Linked DNA regions of Homo sapiens: region 1 is linked to region 2. A link is a contact called in ENCODE Hi-C data. All regions are on one chromosome and are shown on one strand. The core of a region is the stretch at or near the end of the contact, and the rest is flanking DNA. Distances in the headings are between cores, read along the strand shown.

Region 1 (6,443 bases), core at 2,346-4,845, 380 kb before region 2:
CCTCCTGGGTTCAAGTGATTCCCCTGCCTCAGCCTACTGAGTAGCTGGGATTACAGGCATGTGCCACCACATCCAGCTAATTGTATTTTTAGCAGAGACTGGGTTTCACCATGTTGGCCAGGCTAGTCTCAAACTCCTGACCTCAGGTGATCCATGTGCCTCGGCCTCCCAAAGTGCTGGAATTACAGGCGTGAGCCACCGCGCCTGGCCTAGAACTCTTGTAATCTACAAGAAGGAGAATTTCAACCCAGAACTTGCCCAAAATCCCAACAGGTGACCACTGGCTTTTTTCTGGACTGGAAATAAATTATGGGGATAGAGGGCAAAGATTAAGTCAAGCCAAGGTTAAATCGTGGTCCCTACCAGGAGCTGTGAGCTTTTAGTGGAGATATTAGAGAGATGTGGGGTGGGGGGTGAGGGAAGAAGGAAAGGGTAACAGTTTAAATGGGTAACTTAAAACGCTGTTTCAAATTTGTATAGCCATTGTGGAAAACAGTGTGGAGGTTCCTCAAAAAATTAAAAATAGAACTATCATAGGATCCAGCAATTCCACTTCTGGGCATCTACCCAAAGGAAATGAAATCAGTTTCTTGAATGGATAGCTACACTTCCATGTTGATTGCAACATCATTCATAGTAGCCAAGATAAACAACCTAAGTGTCCATCGACAGATGAATGGATAAAGAAAATGTGAAACGCACACATAGGAATATTATTCAGCCTTCAAAAAGAGGGAGATCCTTGGCCAGGTACAGTGGTCATGCCTGTAATCCCAGCACTTTGGGAGGCTGAGGCAGGTGGATCACCTGTGGTCAGGAGTTTGAGACCAGCCTGGCCAACATGGCAAAACCCCATCTCTACTAAAAATACAAAAATTAGCTGGGCATAGTGGCGCATGCCTGTAGTCCCAGCTACTCGGAAGGCTGAGGCAGGAGAATTGCTTGAACCTGGGAGGCGGAGGTGGCAGTGAGCCGAGATTGTGCCACTGCAGCCTGGGGGGCAGAGCGAGACTCTGTCTCCAAAAAAAAAAAAAAAAAAAAAAAAAGAGGGAGATCCTGCCATTTTCAAAACTGTGGCTGAACCTGGAGGATATTTTTCTAACTGAAATCAGGCAGACATAGAAACACAAACACTGCATTACCTCACTTATGTGTGGAATCTAAGCAAGTCCAACTCATAGAAGCAGACAGTAGAATGTTGGTTACCAGGGGCTGGGGCAGGGGGAGAGGAGAGATATTGGTCAAAGGATACAAACCTTCAGCATAATATGAATAAGTGCTAGAGACCTAGTGATCACAGTAGCATGGCGGAGGTGTGTTCTTGAGACTAAGAATAGTGGCTGAGGCCTGTATTAGTGACTGTAATTAGTAATAATGTACACCTGAAATATGCTAAGAGACTAGATCTCAAGTGTTCTTACCACACACACAAATAGCATATAAGGGGATAGATACGTGAATTATCTTGAAATGGATATATTAATGGATATGTTAATTATCATAGAAATAATTATCTATTATAATCATTTCACTTATAGACATATATTTAAATATCACAATATACACCCTAAATATATGCAATTTTTGTCAATTATAAATCAATAAAACTGGAAAAATAAATGTCATATAAAGTCAATAAAAAATACGCGTTTAGGCCAGGCCCGGTTGCTCATGCCTGTAATCCCAATGTTTTGGGAGGCCAAGGCAGGAGGATTGCTTGAGGCCTGGAGTTCGAGACCAGCCTGGGCAATAAGGCTAGACCCCATCTCTATAAAACATGAAAAAAAAACAACTGGGCAATGTGGTGCGGGCCTGTTGTCCCAGCTATTCAGGAGGCTGAGGTGGGAAGATCACTTGAACCTGGGAGGTGGAGACTGCAGTGAGACACGATGGCACCACTGCACTCCAGCCTGGGCAACAGAGGGAGACCCTGTCTCTTAAAAAACTACAAAAATACTGTTTCAGATTATTACTTGCCATAGGCAGGCTCTTATGCACAGTACATTCCTGGGCATTTGACCATCCATAGTACACATAATTTCCTGTACCTGGTTAGGCACATAAAGCTCTGAGTGCCATACTCTGTGGTCACCATAGGAGATTTTCAAGAGGTGTCATGGCTGCCCATGATTTTGACATTGCACCCTGGCTCCACTAAACTTTGCTCCATGAGCCTCAGTTTCCCTCTTTCTGCAGTGGGGTTTTACCTTCTTACACCACATAGAAGCTTGATAAGTCATTTTTTTTTCTTTAGACACGGTCTTGCTCTGTTGCCCAGGCTGGAGTGCAGTGGGACCATCACGGCTCACTGCAGCCTTGACCTCCCAGGTTAAGCGATCCTCCCACCTCAGCCTCTTGAATAGCTGGGACTACAGGCCCACATCACCTTGCCCAGCTATTTTTTTTTTTTTGTAGACATGGAGGTCTTGCTATGTTACCCAGGCTGGTCTCGAACTCCTGGTCTCAAGCAGTCCTCCCAAAGTGCTGGGATTCCAGGTGTGAGCACCGCATCTGTGGATAGGTCATCTTTTAAAAATTCATCACAGCTGACTTTCAGAGAGCCCAGTACGCTTACTCACATGCATTGTGACAAGAGGACAAGAGGAGATTCGTCTTTTATCTTCTTTAAAGAAAGGAAGCACAGGCCAGGTGTGGTGGCTCACATCTGTAATCCCAGCACTTTGGGAGGCTGAGGCGGGCAGATCACTTGAGGTCAGGAGTTCGAGACCAGCCTGGCAAACATGGTGAAACCCCGTCTCTACTAAAAATACAAAAAATTAGCTGGATGTGGTGGCACACGCCTGTAGTCCCAGCTACTTGGGAGGCTGAGGCAGGAGGATCACTTGAGCTCGGGGAGGTGGAGGGCGCAGTGAGCTGAGATTACACCATTGCACTCCTGCCTGGGTGACAGAGTGAGACTCCATCTCAAAAAATAATAATGAAATAAAATAAAAATAAAGGGCTGGGCACGGTGGCTCACACCTGTAATCCCAGCAGTTCGGGAGGCCAAGGCAGGTGGATCACCTGAAGTCAGGAGTTGGAGACCAGCCTGGCCAATGTGGTGAAACCCTGTCTCTACTAAAAATACAAAAAAATTAGCTGGGCATGGTGGCGTGTGCCTTTACTCCCAGCTATTTGGGAGGCTGAGGCAGAAGAATCGCTTGAACCCGGGAGGTGGAGGTTGCAGTGAGCCGAGATTGTGCCACTGCACTCCAGCCTGGGCAACAAGAGTGAAACTACATCTAAAATAGTAATGAATAAATACATAAATAAATACATAAATAAATAAAGGAAGTGCTACAGAGAAGTGACTTGCCCAGGGCCACGCTGCATTCACCAAAATTCCTAAGGTTTCCTTTACCAGTGTTGTCCCAAAGAACAGCTCCAGACTGATTTACTGAGGAAAGGAAACGTTTCTTCCCTGTGAGGCCCTAAATGCAACCTGAGTTGAAAGAGGCAGAGATGGGCAAGCGACAGGCAGCCTCGGAGGAGCCGTTGTGCAGGTGCCACCTGTGAGCTGCTCCTGGCTAATGCACCACTCTCGTCCCTGGGTTATGGGGGTTAATGAGCTACGGCTTCAGCGCAGCTGCCAAGTGCCTAATCTCAGCCCAAGGTCACACACCAGGACTCTCCGAGAACACACTATCGCACATACACACTCAGACACACACCATGCCAGGTGGTGCAGAATCACACCACTGGGTTGATTCGATTTGTGATTCTCTACCCTGTATATACCCTTTACAGACACCACCACCTGGGCCCCTACTACCCCCCCAAAGATTCTAATTTCATCTGCCTGGGATTAGAGCTCTCCAGGTTGGTCTCTTTTGCAGCTGGGGTAGAGACAATGGTCTGTTGTCAAACTTGACAGCATTTTGGAATCACCTGGGGGATTTAAAAACAGCACTGGCTAGGTGTGGTGGCTCCCTCCTGTAATCCCAGCACTTTGGGAGGCCGAGGCAGGTGGATCACTTGAGGTCAGGAGTTCGAGACCAGCCTGGCCAACATGGTGAAACCCTGCCTCTATTAAAAATACAAAAAAAAAAAAAAAAATTAGCTGGGCATGGTGGCGCACACCTGTAATCCCAGCTACTTAGGAGGCTGAGGCAGGAGAATCACTTGAGCCCAGGAGACAGAGGTTGCAGTAAGCCAAGATCATGCCACTACACTCCAGCCTGGGCGACAGAGTAAAACTCCATCTCAAAAAAAAAAATTTTTAAACATTAAAAAATAATAATAAAAATAAAAACAGTACTGATGCTGCCCTTCCCACCCCTCAGCCTTCATTCACATGGGGTCTGGGTGTGGCCTGAGCATCAGGCGTTCTACATACTCCCCAGGTGGTTCTAATGTGAGGCCAGGTTCAAGAACGGCCGCTCTGGTTCATTCTGCACCTGGGCTCTCTCCGTACCGCAGTAGACAGAGGGCTCTCACTCCTGAGTCCTCCAGAAAGAGACTTTAGCTTCATGTTGCTGCTTCTAAACATATATGCATCTCGAGAAAACTCTATTGTCCTTGACTTCTGAATGTCAAGGCTGATCCAAAGCCATGGGCCTTCTGTCTGCGTCCTCCTGGATAGGAAATGAAGCCTCAGTGTGAGTGGCGTGAAGGTATCCCCCGTTCCACCATGCTCTGTGGACAGAGACAGAGGGAAAGGGAACTTTGCAGTAATCCCATCTGTCCTCAGTTCTGCCCCTGCACCTCTGACTGAGGTCCTGGGAAGGATGCCTCCTGTAGGCGCCCCTGCTCCTGGGACCCTCCCCACCTCCTGCTGACCTACCCACAGGGGTGCCTAAGTGCTGAGTTCATGCGTATCCACACCCACCTTCCTCCACCTAGAAATGGACAGGCCCACTCTTCACCCTGTGATATCTGTGGCTGGGGTTGAGCCCCAGGCTTCATAAATATTCAGGCCTGTCTATGCTTCTTCCTTCTGAGGGGCTGGGACCTGCCCCCAGGAGACAGGCACCAAATTGTCCTCCCCATCTCCTGCAGCACACAACCTGAGAACAACTAATCTCTGCGGACTTTCTGCCCCATGCACGTCAGCTTGTGCAGGGAGCCTCCTGAGAGGCCATCATTCCCCACTGAGTCCCGGCCAGGCCCAGCAACTGCACCTGGAGCAGCAGGCCCCGAGCCGGCCAATGACCAGAGTCACACTCGTCTGTTACTGCGCACCTTCCATATGGCAGCACTTCATGTAAAATCTGTGTGCCCATTTCACGGGCCATAGACGGGAACCAAGGATTGGAGGGGTGAAGTCACTTGCCTAAGGCCAAAGACAGGACTTGACCCCAGAGCTGTCCAGGTCTCTAGAGCAGGGGCTCTCAGATTTGAATGTACAGAGGAGCCAGCTCAGTAGTTCTCTCTCAACAGGTTCCAGGAACCAGCCCTTTTTTTTTTTTTTTGAGATGCAGTTTTGCTCTTCGCCCAGGCTGGAGTGCAGTGGCGTGATCTCGGCTCACGGCAACCTCTGCCTCCTGGGTTCAGGTGATTCTCCTGCCTCAGCCTCCCAAGTAGCTGAGATTACAGGTGCCCACCACCATGCCCAACTAATTTTTGTATTTTTAATAGAGACGGGTTTTCACCATGTTCCCCAGGCTGGTCTTGAACTCCTGACCTCAGGTAATCTGCCTGCCTCGGCCTCCTAAACTGCTGGGATTAAAGGCCTGAGCCACCACGCCCAGACAGGAACCTGCCTTTTCATACCAGAATGCTGGAGAACCTGACCGAATCCACCCTTGCAGAGTCCCCCTGTGCCCCTGTCTGAGTCTCAGGACCTGATCTAGATCCAGCCAGTTATATCCTTGATGGGTGACCACTATGAGCTTCTGTTTCTTCCTCTGTGAAAATGAGGGTGTGTGCCAGGCATGATGGGTCACGTCCATAATCCCAGCGCTTTGCCAAGGTGGGTGGATCCCCTGAGGTCAGGAGTTTGAGACCTGCATGGCTAACATGGTGAAACCCCATCTCTACTAAAAATACAAAAATTAGCCAGGCATGGTGGTGCACGTCTGCAATCCCAGCTACTTGGGAGGCTGAAGCCAGAGAATTGCTTGAACCTGGGAGGCGGAAGTTGCCGTGAGCTGAGATCCCACCACTGCAGTCCAGTCTGGGTGACACAGTGAGATTCTGTCAAAAAAAAAAAAAAAAGGAAGGGAAACGAGAGGGTAGAACTAGCCAATTACAAGGGGCTTGTCAGCCCTGCCTTGAGTTCCCCGGCTTCAGTAGAAGTTCAGCTGTTCAGCTCCTATGGAAAGGAGGGAGGGAGGGAGAACTTCTCTCCAGATTTTCTCCCCTAGAAGGGTCCTATATCAGGTCAAAACAACAAACCTGGTGCAGGACTTTCACCCGCCTGTGCAGGCAGCTGGGACCCAGAAACCCTCAAAGCATTTTTCTCCCCTACCCACTAACCACATGGTCTCCTTGGCACAGATGAA
Region 2 (6,320 bases), core at 327-2,826:
TTGCTGTGCCCTCCCCTTGGAATACTTTCTCCTCTAAATGTGGCAGGGCTTGGTCCCGCAGGGCAAATGTCGTCTCTTCCCAGAGGCCTTCTCTTCTCATTCTCCTGACTCCCCGTAATATTGCCCTGTTTTATATTATTCATAGCACTTATTTGTTCATGTTTGCTTATTTATTTATGATTTGTCCTCCCCATTAGAATATAAATGCCATTCCTGAAAGTAGGGATCCTGTCTACTTGGATCACCCCTCTGCCTCAGCATCCAGGACACTGTTTGGCACAGAGTGGCGCTCAACAAGTATTTACTCAATGAATAAAACATCTATGGGTCTCCCAGTTCCCCTTTTCTAGATCCCTTGCTCCCTGTCCCACCTTTCACCCTAGCAAGGTAATAAGGGCCATCTACTTCCCATGAAAAGGTTTAGCCTCCGTGAATATCTTCTTGTCTCTGGAGGCAGAGCCAATATTGTGGATATAGGGTGTCTATATCAGTCAGATGGTGTCTGACTTCAGTTTAGGGCACGATTATTGGCTGTTGAATGACTTCCTAATCCTGACCAGGCTTCTTGAGGGGGCAGCAATGGTGTCACTAGGGCCACTGATTAAAAATGACCCGCCAGTGAAGCCTCCTTTCTCTTTTGAAAAATTAGGTAACAAACCGGTCAGCAGCAGCATCTTCATATATCAAGAAAAGGTCATTATATAAATATTTTTCAAGAATTTGCAATCTCAACTTAATCCTCCTCTCGCCCCTCCCTCCATTATCCCACATTGCAAATCCTTGGGGGAAAATAAAATTCATATTCCAAAGTTCTCATCCACACATTTAACTCCTAAATCGAATGCTCGAAACTCTACTTTCGGATGCTTGTATTGGAAGAGGCTTCGGATTCTTTGTCGGAAGCAGGCCGTACATAATTCTGGAATAAATTTTTGCACGCGGGATGCATCTGAATGAATGAAACGCTTTTTAATCCTCTGCTCTGTACATCCCACTATGTCCCTTTGAAGGACCGCACCGAGACTTTTCGATGCTTGCGATGGTTCAAGTTGCGCCCCTGGGGCCCGTTACAGGACTGCACCGAAATGCACTCAGAGGAGCATCGCCTGCATCACTTGGACTGGAAGCCGGCAGGTGCACTTCGGGAACAACGTCGCGAGCGCTTTTCATCCCTGCAACCAACACACAGCGCAAAACGCTCTGGGACTGCAAGGGCAGGAGACTACACAGACCATGATGGGAGAAAAGAAAAAAAAATCGCGTTCTCTTTTTACCTGCCCAGACAATTCAGCAATCACAGCCGCATCATTCAGGTCCAGCCAAGCCAATCACCCGCGCAGCCTGGGCAGCATGTGACTTCCGATGCTTCCGGCCTCCTATTGGGTGGTTTCTTGGCGTCGCCGGGTCCGGCGCTAGGACCCGGGCACAGCTACGCCCGCAGCACTCACGCGATTGTCCGCCCCCTTTCCCGGCACTTAACCAATAGGAGGCCGCCGTTCCTTAGGGACCAATGGTGAGAAGATCTTGCGCGACTAGCCCTTGTCGCTGCGGAGCGGAGGCGGGGCGTAGGGCGGGGTCACGTGGGGCTGCGCCCAAGGCTGCCGGGAGCAGACTGGGCTGCGGGCGGCGGGGCCGGCGCCTGCCTGGAGGGATGGGGCTGCCGGGCGCGTAGGGGCCATGCCGCCCGGGACCCGGGCCTGCCGCGTTCCGCGCCCCGGCCGCCGCGCCCCACGTCCGCGCCGGGATGGTGAACCTGGCGGCCATGGTGTGGCGCCGGCTTCTGCGGAAGAGGTGGGTGCTCGCCCTGGTCTTCGGGCTGTCGCTCGTCTACTTCCTCAGCAGCACCTTCAAGCAGGTCAGTGGCCGCCCTTCCCCTCCTCCCCTTCCCTTCTTCCTTCCTTCCTCCCCCTTACTTTACTTTCTCCTTCCTTCCTTCGTTACCTTCCTCCTTTTTTCCTTCCTCCCTGTCTTCCTACCCCTTCCCTTCCTTTCTTTCTCCCCTTCCCTTCCTTCCTCCTTCCTTCCCTTCTTCCTACCTCCCCTCCTTCCTTATCTTCCTCCTTCCTTCCCCTCTCCCTGCCTCCCTTCCTTCCTTACCTTCCTCACCTTCCTCCTCCTTCCTTCCTCCCCCTTTCCTTCCTCCCCCTTCCCTTTCTTCTTTCCTCCCCTTTTTCCTCTCCCTTCCCTTCCGTCTTTCTTCCTTCCCTTCCTCCTTCCGTCCTCCTCCTTTCTGTCCCCCTCTCCCTTCCTTCTTCCTTTACTCCCTTTCTTCCCTGACATCCTCTTTCCTCACTTCGTTCTTCCTCCTTCCTTCCCTTCCTCCTCTTTTTCCTTACTCCTCGCGTTTGTCCGACCTCCCGACTTCTGCAGCGGCGCCGCCGGGGCGTCCGAGGGTGGGGAGAGGTGCGCATTCCTGTCCCGGTCTCAGCACGGGTGAGGGACCTGCCCACCGCCTTGGTCCCTGCAGCGGGAAGGGGTTGCTAGGCCAGGGCAGAGCTGGGACTAGAACCCCGAGTTGAGGACCCTTCAGCGGTGGGGACTGCTTTTATGAACACCTCCCTGCTTTTCACCTGCCCGGTCCAGAGCTAAGAGAGGGCGTGCATTTGCTGGCTTCATCTTCGCAGCAGGCCTGGGAGAAGTGGGGTTCCCAGTATTACAGTGGGGGAAACCAAGACATAGGTGGCGAGGGTCGGCCAGCCCTCGCATGGGTGCCCTTCGTTTAATTTGGGGGCTCTGTGTCCTCCTGGGTGACTCAAAAGGACCCACAGTTCCTTTTATGCTTTTTGTGCATAACTTGATTGGTAGAATTCCACCCCTCCAACACACTGCACCCTTTCATTTTTCTTCCATGTGAGAATTTCTGGGAGAAACAGCAAGGAGCACGGGTGGGGAAATCTTACCCAAAGCATTAATAAGTTTGTCTAGAAGTCCAGGTTGAGTGCTTAGTTGTGTAGAAAGGGTGGTTACACCCCAGGGTGCACCCAGGATAATGGGTTATGCTGTTGTCCTGACATGGTTATAAAAAGCTCTCCTTTTTACTCTCAAAGCTCAAGTGTGTAAATAAAATATATAAGTGAATAGAACATTGATAAAACTATGTGGTCACTCTACATTTAGTGGATTGGCAGGGGAGCTGTGAAAAGGGAAGAATAGGGAATTGTACGTGACCTGCCACCTTAGGCAAACAGAGAGGCTGAGTGTTGTAAGTCCCTTTTATTGGCCGGGATGTCTGGGCAATCATGTGACTACCAGACTTCTGTGACTTGTGTTTTCTGCCACCTCAGACACCTCCTCACAGTCGCGTGTTGTCCCTTCTCTGTCTTGTGACCCCTGAGTGGTGGGGTGCGCCAGGACTCCGTCCTCTGCCTTCCTCTCTATCTGACTCAGGTAATCTCTGGGCCATTGTTTAAATACTCAGGTGATCTCTGGAGGTATGCTGTTGATGCCAGTAGTTGATAACAACAGCCTAGATCTGTCCAGAAATCCCCAAATTCTTATATCCAATTGCCTAGTTGATATCTTTTTTTTTTTTCAATTTTTTTTTATTGTGGTAAAATACGACATAAAATTTCCCATCTTTTTTTTTTTTTTTTTTTTTTTTTTTTAAAGACTGAGTTTTGCTCTTGCCCAGGCTGGAGTGCAGTGGGACGACCTCAACTCACCACAGCCTCCACCTCCCGGGTTCAAATGATTCTCCTGCCTCAGCCTTCTTGAGTAGCTGGGATTACAGGCATGCGCCACCATGCCCAGCTAATTTTGTATTTTTAGTAGAAACGGGGTTTCTCCATGTTGGTCATGGCTGGTCTTGAACTCCCGACCTCAGGTGATCCACCCACCTCAGCCTCCCAAAGTGCTGGGATTACAGGTGTGAGCCACCACGCCTGGCCAGAATTTCCCATCTTAACCTTTTTTAACATGGAGTCTCACTCTGTTACCCAGGCTGGAGTGTAGTGGCATGATCTCAGCTCACTGCAACCTCTACCTCTCGGGTTCAAGCAGTTCTCCCTGCCTTAGCCTCCTGAGTAGCTGGGATTACAGGCATGCACCACCACACCCGACTAATTTTTGTATTTTTAATAGAGACAGGGTTTCGCCATGTTGGCCAGGCTGGTCTCGAACTCCTGACCTCAAGTGATCCACCTGCCTCGGCCTCCCAAAGTGCTGGGATTACAGGTGTCAGCCACCACGCCCGGCCCCATCTTAACCATTTTTAAAGTGTGCAGTTCAGTGGTATTAAATACATCCTTAACGCTGTGCGACCATCACCACCATCCATCCCCATAACGCTTGTAGAAACTGAAACTTAATATTCATTTAACAATAACTCTCCATTTCTCCCTTTCCCCAGCCCCCGGCAACCACCCTCCTACTTTCTAGTTGACGTTGAATGTGTTCGTGTTTGGACCAACAGAACTCTTGATTCTCTGCCAGCACTTGTTCCTCCCCGAGTCTTCCCAGTCTCGCTCAGTGGCATTACTGTTCACCAGGTATTAAAGCCACTTCATTCTTTTTTTCTCCTCTCACTCCCTATATCCACAATATTGGCTCTGCCTCCAGAGTGTATCCTGAATCTGCTCATTTCTTCAGAGTGTCACTGCTGTCACTCTAGGCCAAGCCACTGGCATCTCTCGTCTGGACCACTGCAGTAGCCCAGCTGCAAGTCTCTGCTTCCATTCTTGTCTTCTTCTCTTCCCCGCAGTAGGGGTGATAATCTTTAAAAAGATGGGATCATCATGGCATTTCCCCAGGTAAAATTCTCAGATAAAACTCTGGATTGTCTTCCAGGATCTCTGCATGGTTGAATCTTTTTTGTCATTTCAGGTCAGACTGTTACTGCTTCAGACCATACCTGGTGACACGGTGTAAATTACTTCAATTCCTTGCTCATAAACCTGCTTTATTTTCTTTGTGGTAGGCATCACAAACTGAACATTTCTTGTTCATTTACTTGCTTATCTGTCTTGCCTCACTCTCTCTTCTAGACTATAATATTCTTGAGAACAGAGACCTTGTCTGTCTTGTTCATAGACTCTCCAGCCCCTAGGATACTGCCAGCCACTTCATGGGAATCCAAATATTGATTGAACAAACAAGTGAGTCTTTTTAACTGGGATGAATGTTTCTTTTCAGTCTGGCATACTTCTGCTAACCTTTCACCTCTTGGCTCAGGTGCTGTCCACTCTGTCACCTTCCCTACAACCACCTTTTCACTACCCTGATACATCATCTTCATTTTAAGATTATAGTCATGCGTCGCTCAAGATTCTGAAAAATGCATCTTTAGGTGATTTTGCTACACCCCTGGGCTATGTGGCATAGCCTATTCCTCCTAGGCTCTAAGCCTGTACAGCATGTGACTGTACTGAATACTGTAGGTGATTGCAACACGATGGAAGGTATTTGTGGATCTAAATAGATCTAAACATAGAAAAGGTACAGTAAAAATACTGTATAAAAGATATAAAATGGGCTGGGTGCGATGGCTCACGCCTGTAATCCTAGCAGTTTGGGAGTCTGAGGCAGGCAGATCACTTGACGTCAGGAGTTCGAGACCAGCCTGGCCAACATGGCAAAACCCCATCTCTACTAAAAATATAAAAATTAGCCAGGTGTGGTGGCACACGCCTGTAATCCCAGCTATGCAGGAGGCTGAGGCAGGAGAGTCGCTTGAACCTGGGAGGTGGAGGTTGCAGTGAGCCGAGATCACGCCACTGCACTCCAGCCTGGGCAACAGAGTGAGACTGTGTTTCAAAAAATATAAGAGTAAAAATGGTACGCCCATAAAGAACACTTACCGTGAGTGGAGCTTGCAGGACTGGAAGTTGTTGCGGATGAGTCACTGAGTGAGTGGTGAGTGAACTCGTGAAGGCCTAGCACATTACTGTGTACTACTGTCAGCTGTCCACACAGGGCCACACTACATTGATTTGAAGATTTTTCTTTAATAATAAATTAACATTGGCTTACTGTAATGTTTTTACTTTATAAACTAATTTTTTTAACTTTTTGGCTGTGTTTAACACTTAGCTGAAAACACAAACACATTGTAAAGCTGTACAAAAATATTTTTCTTATTTATATCCTTATTCTATATGCTTTTTTTCCTGTTTTTCTATTTTGTTTTATTACTTTTTAAACTTCTTTGTTAAAAAGTAAGATGAGGCCGGGCGCAGTGGCTCACGCCTGTAATTCCCAGCACTTTGGGAGGGCCGAGGTGGGCAGATCATGAGGTCAGGAGATTGAGATCATCCTGGCTAACACGGTGAAACCCTGTCTCTACTGAAAATACAAAAAATTAACCAGGCTTGGTGGCACGCGCC

What was found. A loop is a pair of places that touch in the nucleus more often than their neighbours do. Pooled maps may share reads with other maps.
Region 1: a pooled map shows a loop between it and region 2 (2.1-fold over the local background). The contact joins the enhancer-like site here to the promoter of SPRING1 in region 2. A Hi-C loop is called at or near these places in 10 of 50 pooled maps.

Annotation. Positions count from the first base shown.
Region 1 is chr12:117,112,128-117,118,570 of GRCh38, reverse strand. All of the region lies in intron 2 of TESC-AS1 (TESC antisense RNA 1), which reads right to left. All of the region lies in intron 1 of LOC105370010 (a long non-coding RNA gene), which reads left to right. Among named protein-coding and RNA genes, the nearest start is that of TESC-AS1, 16 kb to the right of the region's middle. RefSeq lists an enhancer at 1-78. Within about 2 kb of position 3,595, at least 2 of the 41 ENCODE cell types and tissues checked have a DNase peak (open chromatin) inside an H3K27ac peak, as active enhancers do.
Region 2 is chr12:116,733,325-116,739,644 of GRCh38, reverse strand. SPRING1 (SREBF pathway regulator in golgi 1) reads left to right here and starts at 1,576. Exons shown (of 5, transcript NM_024738.4): 1 at 1,576-1,855. The coding sequence starts at 1,745. RNFT2 (ring finger protein, transmembrane 2) reads right to left here and starts at 1,330. Exons shown (of 11, transcript NM_001382266.1): 1 at 1,275-1,330. RefSeq lists enhancers at 1,048-1,307, 2,076-3,034 and silencers at 1,498-1,757, 1,838-1,887.